Linked DNA regions of Homo sapiens: region 2 is linked to region 1. The links are chromatin contacts, found by Hi-C or POLR2A ChIA-PET in ENCODE. All regions are on one chromosome and are shown on one strand. The core of a region is the stretch at or near the end of the contact, and the rest is flanking DNA. Distances in the headings are between cores, read along the strand shown. Region 1 holds the start of TIMM22 (translocase of inner mitochondrial membrane 22). Region 2 overlaps VPS53 (VPS53 subunit of GARP complex).

What was found. Hi-C counts contacts between places; a loop is a spot of excess contacts on that map. ChIA-PET counts read pairs that join two places held with the same protein, here RNA polymerase II (POLR2A). Pooled maps may share reads with other maps.
Region 2: a pooled map shows a loop between it and region 1 (5-fold over the local background). The contact joins the enhancer-like site here to the promoter of TIMM22 in region 1. A Hi-C loop is called at or near these places in 1 of 50 pooled maps. POLR2A ChIA-PET finds 5 or more read pairs at or near these places in 3 of 52 experiments (BJ, Caco-2 and MCF 10A).

Annotation. Positions count from the first base shown.
Region 1 is chr17:995,193-1,000,529 of GRCh38, forward strand. TIMM22 (translocase of inner mitochondrial membrane 22) reads left to right here and starts at 1,937. Exons shown (of 4, transcript NM_013337.4): 1 at 1,937-2,188; 2 at 3,587-3,783; 3 at 4,320-4,392. The coding sequence starts at 1,951. RefSeq lists an enhancer at 1,959-2,650.
Region 2 is chr17:508,730-514,688 of GRCh38, forward strand. VPS53 (VPS53 subunit of GARP complex) reads right to left here. Exons shown (of 22, transcript NM_001128159.3): 22 at 1-5,959. Among named protein-coding and RNA genes, the nearest start is that of VPS53-AS1, 11 kb to the right of the region's middle. Within about 2 kb of position 3,198, at least 6 of the 41 ENCODE cell types and tissues checked have a DNase peak (open chromatin) inside an H3K27ac peak, as active enhancers do.

The sequences.
Region 1 (5,337 bases), core at 687-3,186:
GATGCTTGCTACGGCACTGCCTTCAGGCCATTAGCAAAAAGTGTGCTTAAATGCCCAGAGGTGTTCCCAGGCCACGTTTTGTTCATACGAGGAGTACAAAATGATGCCAAAGTGTTAGCATTCTTGGGACTGAAAACCTCTCTCCAACATCCCCTAGGATTTTCCTGGATATGACCAGAAATCCATTCCCAATTTCTCTGCCTCCAGGCCCCAATTCTGGTTTCCTCAAAGAGGAGGAAGTGTTCTTGGTTCCCAAAATATGCTTGCAGTGCAGTGGTATAATGGTAAATGTTTAACAACAATAACAAAAAGGCCCTAACTGGCCGGGCGCAGTGACTCACGCCTGGAATCCAAGCACTTTGGGAGGCCGAGGTGGGTGGGTCACCTGAGGTCAGGAGTTTGAGACCAGCCTGGCCAACATGGTGAAACCTTGTCTCTACTAAAAATACAAAAATTAGCCGGGCATGGTGGCATGTGCCTGTAATCCCAGCTAGTCGGGAGGCTGAGGCAGGAGAATCGCTCAAACCCGGGAGGTGCAGGTTGCAGTGAGCGGAGATTGCACCACTGCACTCCAACCTGGGTGACAGAGCAAGACTCTGTCTCAAAAGAGTAATTTTAAAAAGTAAGGCAACAAATTATCAGGAGTTTTTGAGCTGGTTGTTAAGCACAGTTATTATTAAAAATTACATTCTATACATTTATAATAAATTACACTAAAAATAGGTAATATGTGCTCAAAACTCATCCCCTCCTAAAAATTTTACTACACTGTACTCCTATCTATGCTGTTGAGGTTATTTCCATAGATTGTATCTGTGTGATAGAAACACCATGTAACCACATGCTGCTGTACGTCTTCCCAATTCTGACTGATGACCTCGCTTGGTAGTTTGAAATCAGCCATGATGGGGATATTAACACCACACAAGTCAGCAAATGCTGTCAGTTAGGATTTTTTTTTTTTTTTTTTTTTTTTTGAGACGGAGTCTTGCTCTTGTCGCCCAGGCTGGAGTGCGATGGTGCGATCTTGGCTCACTGCAACCTCCACCTCCCGGGTTTAAGAGATTCTCCTGTCTCAGCCTCCCGAGTAACTGAGATTACAGGCGCCTGCCGCCACCTGGCTAATTTTTATATTTTTAGTAGAGACGGGGTTTCCTGCTTCAGCCTCCTAAGTAGCTGAGAATACAGGCGTGCACCACCATGCCCAGCTAATTTTTTTATTTTTTATTTTTTTAATTTTTAGTAGAGATGGGGTTTCACCATGTTTGTCAGACTGGTCTCGAACTCCTGACCTCGTGATCCACCGGCCTCGGCCTCCCACAGTGCTGGATGACAGGCGTGAGCCCCCGCGCCCGGTCCGTGCATTTACAGCACAAGTTCACGCTTATCTACAAAGCATCCACCTCTCACCGCACCTTCCGGGACCACGGGATTTAACGCCTCACCGCCCGATGACAGCACGAGGTGGAAAGGGCAGCGACAATGCTCGCGCGTCCCCTCCCGGCGATCCGGAGCACGGCAGCCCCGGAGCGCGCGGCCACTCCTCGCTCCCCTCAGGAGCTCGTAAGAGCCCCGCGCGGGGCCGAGGCGCGAGAGCACGCGCAACGCTTCCTGGGAAATGTAGTTGGGTGTCGGATTAGAACTACAAATCCCGGTACTCACCGCGCTGCAGCCCCGACCGTGAGGGCGCTTTCTGGTGAATCTGAATCTCGTTTGTCTGTGACATGGGGAAAGCTGTCCAAGCCCAATTCCATTTTCACAAGAGGCTTTCTTTTTGGAAACATGATAGCGGTCTCGCTGGTGTGCGCACCAGGAGCGTTGCGGCCGCGGCTTCCTCCTGCGGCGAATCTGCCGTTGCATCACAGTGGCTAGTCTCAGGGCCCGCAACGTGACGCTTGTCGAATCTGCTGCGGGGAGAAGGACGCGAGGGTTGCTTGGGCAGCGACTGTCATGGCGGCGGCCGCCCCCAATGCCGGAGGCTCGGCCCCTGAGACAGCGGGTTCCGCCGAAGCTCCGCTGCAGTACAGCCTGCTCCTGCAGTACCTGGTGGGTGACAAGCGTCAGCCCCGGCTCCTGGAGCCTGGGAGCCTGGGCGGGATCCCAAGTCCAGCCAAGAGTGAGGAGCAGAAGATGATCGAGAAGGCGATGGAAAGCTGCGCTTTCAAGGCTGCGCTGGCCTGCGTGGGAGGTGAGGCCGGGCGATGGGACCCTTGGGAGGCTGAGGGCCTGGACGGCAGTGGGGATCTCTGCCGAGAAGACCACGCGCCTGGGAGGCGAGGGACTGCGGGCCTTGACCTTGACCACACCCTCGCCTCGTTCGTGAATCGGGCGTCACCTCTCCTGCCCCCTCAGGCCGGCTTTCCTGATGAAAATTGGGTTAGAGAATCGGTGCTGTGGTTGGGGCCTGAAAGTTATTACATGACATCCTGGCTAACACGGTGAAACCCCGTCTCTACTAAAAATACAAAAAATTAGCTGGACGTGGTGGTGGGCGCCTGTAGTCCCAGCTATTCGGGAGGTTGAGGCAGGAGAATCGCTTGAACCCAGGAGGCGGAGCTTGCAGTGAGCCGAGATGTGCCACTGCTCTCCAGCCTGGGCGACAGAGCGAGACTCCGTCTCAAAAACAACAACAAAAAGTTATTACGTGGGTGACTTCATTCATCCGTTCATTCCCTTAAATTCATTCTCTTAAATAATTCTTTCAACAAATTGTTCCTAAGCAATATCACGTGCCAGGTGAAAGAGACAAGAGCCTGGTCTTCATGGGGCCTGTATTATACTATGTGGAGAAGAATGTTGAGCAGGAACACTGCAGAGGAAGGATGCAGACATATGGAAATGCACATGCAGACGACTCTAGGGCAGCAGTTGTTTGAGGTTTGAAAAACTGAAAGACCATTGTGACTAGACAGCCCCGAGCAAGGAGAGACGAAGTCTGCACTTGTCCTTCTGTTTTTCCCTTAAGTTGAAGGGGAGGTGCCCATGATTTTATTAAACTCATATTGACCATGAGGTCATGAGAGGGCATCCATCTGGACATGTCCAGCCGGCTCAGGAAGGACAGATGTGGCAGCAGTGTGGGATTTGCCATTAGGTAGCTGTGTGGCCTTGGGAGAAGTTGCTTAACCTCTCTGAGCCTCAGTTTATAGAAAGGAGAGGCTAATAGCATCTGTCTCACTGGATTATTGTGAAGAATGAATGAGGCTGTGGCATACTGGCATGTGCTCAGTAAAGCATTACTGTGAATGTCACAGTGGCCAAGAGAGTGATTTGCAAAGTTGATAGCTGAAGTTGAGGGTGGCTGGTTTACATATGAGAGAATGTAGAGAGAATAGAGGGTTAAAGATGGAATCTTGAGAAATGTTAGGGAATGACAGGAGGAAGAAATCTTAGAGACGGAGAAGATGATGTCAGTAACATAGACCCTGGATTGCAAGTCTCCAGGCAAGTGGAGAGTTTGAGTGGCAAGAGGGGGGTGTCCTCTGCACCGGTGGTCATCCAAAAGCATGGTCCCTTCCAGGATGATCCCAATAGAGTAATGCAGAAAACATGCCAAAGACACCTTCATCTCTGTGTTTGCTTCTAGGATTTGTCTTAGGAGGTGCATTTGGGGTGTTTACCGCTGGCATCGATACCAACGTGGGCTTTGACCCTAAGGATCCTTACCGTACACCGACTGCAAAAGAAGTGCTGAAAGACATGGGGCAGAGAGGAATGTCCTATGCCAAAAATTTCGCCATTGTGGGAGCCATGTTTTCTTGTACTGAGTGTTTGATAGAATCTGTAAGTGTCTCTGCCTTCTAAGAAATCCTTGCTGGGGCCACCATTTCATTACTTTTAAAGAGAAATTGCTCTTTAAAAGTCATTTGAAAGTTGTTACTAGAAAGCAAATCAGAAGCATCAGATACATTCTAGGTTGAACTTCCATAAAATAGTCCCTGTGGCAGACTTTGTGTGTGTTTACAGTATGGGCTTGCATTATTTTTTACTTTTTGTAGGCTAGAAGTTAGCTAATGATTTTAAACGAGACTTATTGGAGAGCCCCTTGAAGAAATTTTGATTACATTCCAAATGCTGGGCTTGGTTTCAGCACTCTGGTGCCACCTGCAGGAAGCATCTATGAACGCATACTATATATATATATATATATATATATATATATATATACACGCTGTATACTTAGGAACTATATTTTCAAGAAAGATTAGGTTTCCTTTGGGTAGGGACTGAATGAGCTAACGAGCAACCCTGTGTATTCCTCCTTAATGGTCTGCCTTGGCTTGTTTCTTTGGCTCTAACGTGTACTTCCCTGCCCACAGTACCGGGGAACATCAGACTGGAAGAACAGTGTCATCAGTGGCTGCATCACGGGAGGAGCTATTGGTTTCAGAGGTTAGTAAACGGCTCTCGAATGCTTTTTCTTTGTGGCCTTGGACAACGTGCTGAGGTTGTCATTTCCAAACACACGAGTGTTCCAGGGACACTTGATCTTCTTCCCTCTGACAAATAAATCATGTTTGTTTCTGTGGTAACTCGGTTTTGGAAACTTGTAGGATCTAGATGAGGGTTTCCCATCGTTGGCACTACTGACATTTCGACCAGACGAATCTTTGTCGGGATTGGGTCTGTTTTGTGCATTCTAAGACGTTGAGCAGTATCCCTGGCCTCTACCCACGAGATGCAAGTAGCACCCCCGTCCGTTGTAACAACTTTTTTTTTTTTAAAGAGACCGAATCTCACTCTGTCGCCCAGGCTGGAGTGCAGTGGCACGATGTCAGCTCACTGCAACCTCCACCTCCTGGGTTCAAGCGATTCCCCTGCCTCAGCTTCCCAGGTAGCTGGGATTACAGGCACCCGCCACCATGCTCAGCTAATTTTTATTTTTTTAGTAGAGATCAATTTCACCTGGTCTCGAACTCCTGACCTCGTGATCTGCCTGCCTCAGCCTCCCAAAGTGCTGGGATTACAGGCATGAGCCACCACGTGTGGCCAACATTTTTCTCAGTAATTCTAGACAATTGTCTTTTAATTTTAGATATAAATTATAATGGTAATATCTTTCTGCCCTTGGGGATTCTGATTTCTACCCATTGAATGCTAAGTACAGATATTCTAGAAATATTAGATTATCAGCTGCAAAAAAAAAAAAAAAAAGAAAACCAATTTGCTGCCTCTTCTCCCCGTTGGCATGTCCATTCAGAGCGTGGTGGAGGGCCTTGGTGACTTGACTTTCCTAGAAGCAGCAGTGTTTTATCACTGGGCCACTTTCCATCTGTCATGCCCTAACTTACCCAGAGCAAAAAGCCAGTTTTCTCATCTTCTGAGAGACAGGATGAT
Region 2 (5,959 bases), core at 1,948-4,447, 490 kb before region 1:
AAAACAAAATGGATACTATTTGAAAATTCTTAGCTGGATTAAATCAAGATTTCTCTATTCTGTGCAACCCAGAAGTAAACTGGGGTTGATACACACACATTTTCATCCATAACCTTGGTTTAAAGTGCTTCCTATTTGCTGGAATAGTTTTCAATGCTTTTACTGATTTCTTCTGAAAAATATTTGAACTCATAAAATGTATTCATAAAATACTTTTATCTATTTTGTATAGAGGGAATCCAATGTAAAATTTTGTCCCATAAATTTGAAAACTGCTGGTGAAGTACAAAAGGCATGGATGTTGGAATGAAGGCTGGAGCCAAATCCTGGCTCGCCCCCTTACTAGTCACATAGCAAATCCTGGCTCACCCCTCACTAGTCACATATCAAATCCTGTCTCACCCCTCACCAGTCACATATCAAATCCTGCCTCACCCCCTTACTAGTCACATATCAAATCCTGCCTCACCCCCTTACTAGTCACATATCAAATCCTGGCTCACTCGTCACTAGTCACATATCAAATCCTGGCTGGCTCACCCCTTACTAGCCACATATCAAATCCTGGCTGACCCCTCACTAGGTACATATCGAATCCTGGCTCACCCCTCACTAGTCACATATTGAATCCTGGCTCACCCCTCACTAGTCACATGTCAAATCCTGGCTCACCCCTCACTAGTCACATATCAAATCCTGGCTGACCCCTTACTAGTCACGTATCGAATCCTGGCTGACCCCCTGACTAGTCACGTATCAAATCCTGGCTGACCCCTTACTAGTCACATATCAAATCCTGGCTCGCCCCTCAGTAGCCACATATCAAATCCTGGCTCACTCCTCACTACTCACATATCGAATCCTGGCTCACCCCTCACTAGTCACGTATGGAATCCTGGCTCGCCCCTCACTGGTCACGTATCGCATCCTGGCTCGCCCCTCACTGGTCACGTATCGAATCCTGGCTCGCCCCTCACTGGTCACGTATTGAATCCTGGCTCACCCCTCACTTGTCACGTATTGAATCCTGGCTCACCCCCTTACTAGTCACATATCAAATCCTGGCTCGCCCCTCACTAGCCACATATCAAATCCTGACTGGCTAACCCCTCACTAACCACATATCAAATCCTGACTGGCTCCACCCCTCACCAGTCACATATCAAATCCTGGCTCGCCCCTCACCAGTCACATATCAAATCCTGGCTCGCCCCTCACCAGTCACATATCAAATCCTGGCTCGCCCCTCACCAGTCACATATCAAATCCTGGCTCGCCCCTCACCAGTCACATATCAAATCCTGGCTCGCCCCTCACCAGTCACATATCAAATCCTGGCTCGCCCCTCACCAGTCACATATCAAATCCTGGCTCGCCCCTCACCAGTCACATATCAAATCCTGGCTCGCCCCTCACCAGTCACATATCAAATCCTGGCTCGCCCCTCACCAGTCACATATCAAATCCTGGCTCGCCCCTCACCAGTCACATATCAAATCCTGGCTCGCCCCTCACCAGTCACATATCAAATCCTGGCTCGCCCCTCACTAGTCACATATCAAATCCTGTCTCGCCCCTCACTAGTCACATATCAAATCTTGGCTGACCCCTTACTAGTCACATATCGAATCCTGGCTCGCCCCTCACTAGTCACATATCAAATCCTGGCTTGTCCCCTTGCTAGTCACGTATCAAATCCTGGCCGACCCCTTACTAGTCCCATATGAAATCCTGGCTGACCCCTTACTAGTCACATATTGAATCCTGGCTGACCCCTTACTAGTCACACATCGAATCCTGGCTCACCCCTCACTAGGCACATATCCTTGGGCCTGTCACTTACCCTCTTTGAGCCTCCAAGTCCCGTCCACTAAACGGAGCTTAACTTAGCAGGAATTTCATCCGATGAGATAATGTATCCAGGACACAGTAAATACACAGTTACCTTTTCCTTCCCACCCCACCAACATGTACAGATAGCACTGAATTGCCCAGGCCCTCTCATGACCTAAGATACCACATGCAGGCCACACAGCAGCTGGACTGTGCAGCCAGGGCCCAGGGCTACCCCAACTGACCTCCACTCCCCTCAGCACCCTCCTCTGGCCTCCGAGCTAGCCAGCTGCTGATCCAAAGCTCTGGATCCTTTAGGGCTGTGCAAAGATGTGACAGGCATGGGTATGAGGCTGTGGGGGACTCTGTGTGTAAACTGATGTTTCTTTGTATAGCATTTGATATTCGGTGTGGGTATGAGGTTGTGGGGGGCTCTGTGTGTAAACTGATGTTTCTTTATACAGCATTTGATATTGGGTGTAGGTATGAGGCTGTGGGGGACTCTGTGTAAACAGATGTTTTCTTTATATAGCATTTGATATGTATTCCATTTGCCTTCTAAAGCCCTCCAGTGGCTGCTCCAGTTGGTCCACTGCAGTGCTTGATTTTGTGAAGAACCCTGTGGAATGTGGTCTCTGGCAGCTGAGAAGTGCCTTCCTTTTCCATCAGCGCAAGGCAAACACATGAAGGGAGCTGGGGTTTCTTGCCACCATTTCACCTGAGACCCCTGAAAGCTGCAGCCCACACTGCAAATACTTTTCTTGGCCCTGGAAGTAGAGGGAAGTTTGTTGAGAAGCTGTTCTTAATTTCTCACTTGTTGAAAAATTACCCAAAACAGGAGGCAAGACAATTGTGCAAATTCCATTTGATGACTGAGCAGAAGCTCCCAGAACCCTCGGATGAAGTGAGCAGCATTCCCAGGAGGCGGGACGTTGGACGCTATTTTTATTTTAACATCTCATATTGCCCCAGGTTCTCTGAGTCAACACCCTCAAAGGGGACAGACAGAAACAGAAAGGAACTTTTGGGCTGATTATAAGGATTCAGCTGGCCTTGGGAAAAGTCTAAACATCTTTGAAACACAATTGGAAAGTAATCCAAACAGCCTGTGAGCTCAGGCTTCCCAGTTAGAACTGCCTGTCCCAAGTTAATCTTGCTTAGTTTTTTGGGGGGCATCATACCTAAAGAAGAAGAAGAAGAAAAAAGGCAAGAATAAGTAAAAGGAAAAAAAAGAAAAAGAAAGGCAGGCAAGAATTTTTGTCCCTGTCGGGAGAAGAGTCTGGTCTGTGGACACCAGACACCTAAGCAAGTTTCTTGGAAGGGAGGCTTTGGCAACCCTCGCAATTCGCATTCACAGGAGACATGCCCTATTTTCCACAACAGGCAGCCTCGCCACCAGCCCCAGGAGGGAGGAAGCTCTCTTCTCAGTGTCTGCAGGTTTATCCCTAAATGCTACGGAAGCAGCAGCTGCCAGGGGAAGGGGATACTGCTCAGTCTTTTAAAACTCTCGTGTAAGCTTGATATTACAGTCATGACCTAAAAAGGCAAAGACCAGATATGCGGAGCTCGCTGCGGATGTAGCCTGCACACGGCCGCAGGATTTGTCACCACTCATCCATGTTTAAAAAAGCCAGTCCAGGCAAGACAGCCACAGGCTCCCGCCCACAAGTGATCACGAACACACTTCACACTGCCTTATGGCAGAGCAAGTGCATATAGCCCGGTCTTGTGTGACCTTCACAGCCAATATTCATTATAATCCCCTCTCACCAATATTGAAAATGGATGCTCAGGGGATCAGTGACTCGCCTGGTGTCAAAGTGCCAGGTCCAAATCAAGACCTGCAGATCAAGTCTTCTGTGGATGCTTCCAATCCCAGGCTGCTTTCATTTCTGATGGACACGTCCTTCATGTCCCACAGATCCATGGATCGCCGGCATCTTCCCTCCTGTTCACATAGGTGAGAAGGAAGGAGCTGGCAGGCAATGCCCTTCCAGGTGGGCTACAGGGAAGGTTCTTTTCTCATTAGGTTGATCCCTTGGCTTCCCTAGTAAAGTGGGGAGCTGTTGAAAAGAAAGAATGGAAACGAGGTAATGATCCTGGAGCCTAATGGAAGGGCCGCAGCCAGTTTTCCCCTGTTGAAAGGACACAGGACTTCCCGAAGAGTTTTCATGGCAAAAACGTCCAACCAGCTACTAAGGAAACAGGATGGACTCATGCGTGCAGGAGAGAAATCACTAAAGGACACAAGACTTCCCAAAGAGTTTTCATGGCAAAACGTCCATCCAGCTACTAAGGAAACAGGATGGACTCATGCGTGCAGGAGAGAAATCACTTGGCCGTCACTGGAAGAGCAGGCTGTGATGGGAACGGTAAGGACAGAGAAGGGAAGGTTCACAGGATAGAAATTCACAGGGCAAGTAGGGTTCCAAGTCAGAAGCAAAACACTTTACACAACATTACAGACAGGCTCCACTGCAACTGGGCAGGTCAGGACTGGGCTCAGTCGGCCACATTCTGCTCCCACGCGTTGCTTCCTTAGACTGTCAGGGAAGGGAGAAGGGCAGCCACCAGGAGCGGCCAGGGTCACGGACTTGCTACTTCTTTCCTAGAGTCTGTTCTGTTTTCTGTCAGCAGTAAGGAAATACATTCTAGCAAATGACATCCAGTAATGCTTTAATTAACTGCAGTATTTTGTGCTCCAACATGCAGGCAGAAATCACTTCCAGATGGAGAAAATGAAAGCTATTTACACAAAGAAGCAATCCCTTTATTTTAAGGAAATTTATATCTCCCAAAGGTGTAGAACTTCGAGGGTCCAAGAGGCTATTCTGATGAATACTAAAACAGGACTGGGAATTTTTATTTAATATATAAAATGTCATCGTACCCTTCATGTAGGCCAGCATTTCAGGTGTCCATGTTTCTAAGGCTTTTGCTTAAATTGCCCATTGGAGCTCTATTTTATTTTTAGGAATCTGACTTGGAGTAGACGAGAAGTGTGAGACACTTGCTGTCACCCTCAAGCAGGCAGGTTGTTCTGAGTGCTCTTCCTAGCGAAGGAATCCCATTTCCAGCAGGTTATTCCGAGTGCTCTTCCTAGCGAAGGAATCCCATTTCCAGCAGGTTATTCCGAGTGCTCTTCCTAGGGAAGGAATCTCATTTCCAGCAGGTTATTCCGAGTGCTCTTCCTAGGGAAGGAATCCCATTTCCAGCAGGTTATTCCGAGTGCTCTTCCTAGCGAAGGAATCCCATTTCCAGCAGGTTATTCCGAGTGCTCTTCCTAGCGAAGGAATCCCATTTCCAGCAGGTTATTCCGAGTGCTCTTCCTAGCGAAGGAATCTCATTTCCAGCAGGTTATTCCGAGTGCTCTTCCTAGCGAAGGAATCCCATTTCCAGCAGGTTATTCCGAGTGCTCTTCCTAGCGAAGGAATCTCATTTCCAGCAGGTTATTCCGAGTGCTCTTCCTAGCGAAGGAATCCCATTTCCAGCAGGTTATTCCGAGTGCTCTTCCTAGGGAAGGAATCTCATTTCCAGCAGGTTATTCCGAGTGCTCTTCCTAGCGAAGGAATCCCATTTCCAGCAGGTTATTCCGAGTGCTCTTCCTAGCGAAGGAATCCCATTTCCAGCAGGTTATTCCGAGTGCTCTTCCTAGCGAAGGAACCCCATTTCCAGCAGGTTATTCCGAGTGCTCTTCCTAGGGAAGGAACCCCATTTCCAGCAGGTTATTCCGAGTGCTCTTCCTAGGGAAGGAACCCCATTTCCAGCAGGTTATTCCGAGTGCTCTTCCTAGGTAAGGAATCCCATTTCCAGCAGGTTATTCCGAGTGCTCTTCCTAGGTAAGGAATCCCATTTCCAGCAGGTTATTCTGAGTGCTCTTCCTAGCCAAGGAATCCCATTTCCAGCAGGTTATTCTGAGTGCTCTTCCTAGCCAAGGAATCCCATTTCCAGCAGGTTATTCTGAGTGCTCTTCCTAGGGAAGGAACCCCATTTCCAGCAGGTTATTCCGAGTGCTCTTCCTAGAGAAGGAACCCCATTTCCAGCTGTGCACATGCAGCATTTCCCCTGGCATTCTTTCAACAGGGAACCAGGTCTCCTCATCCGATGGCAATTCAGGAAGGGTTGG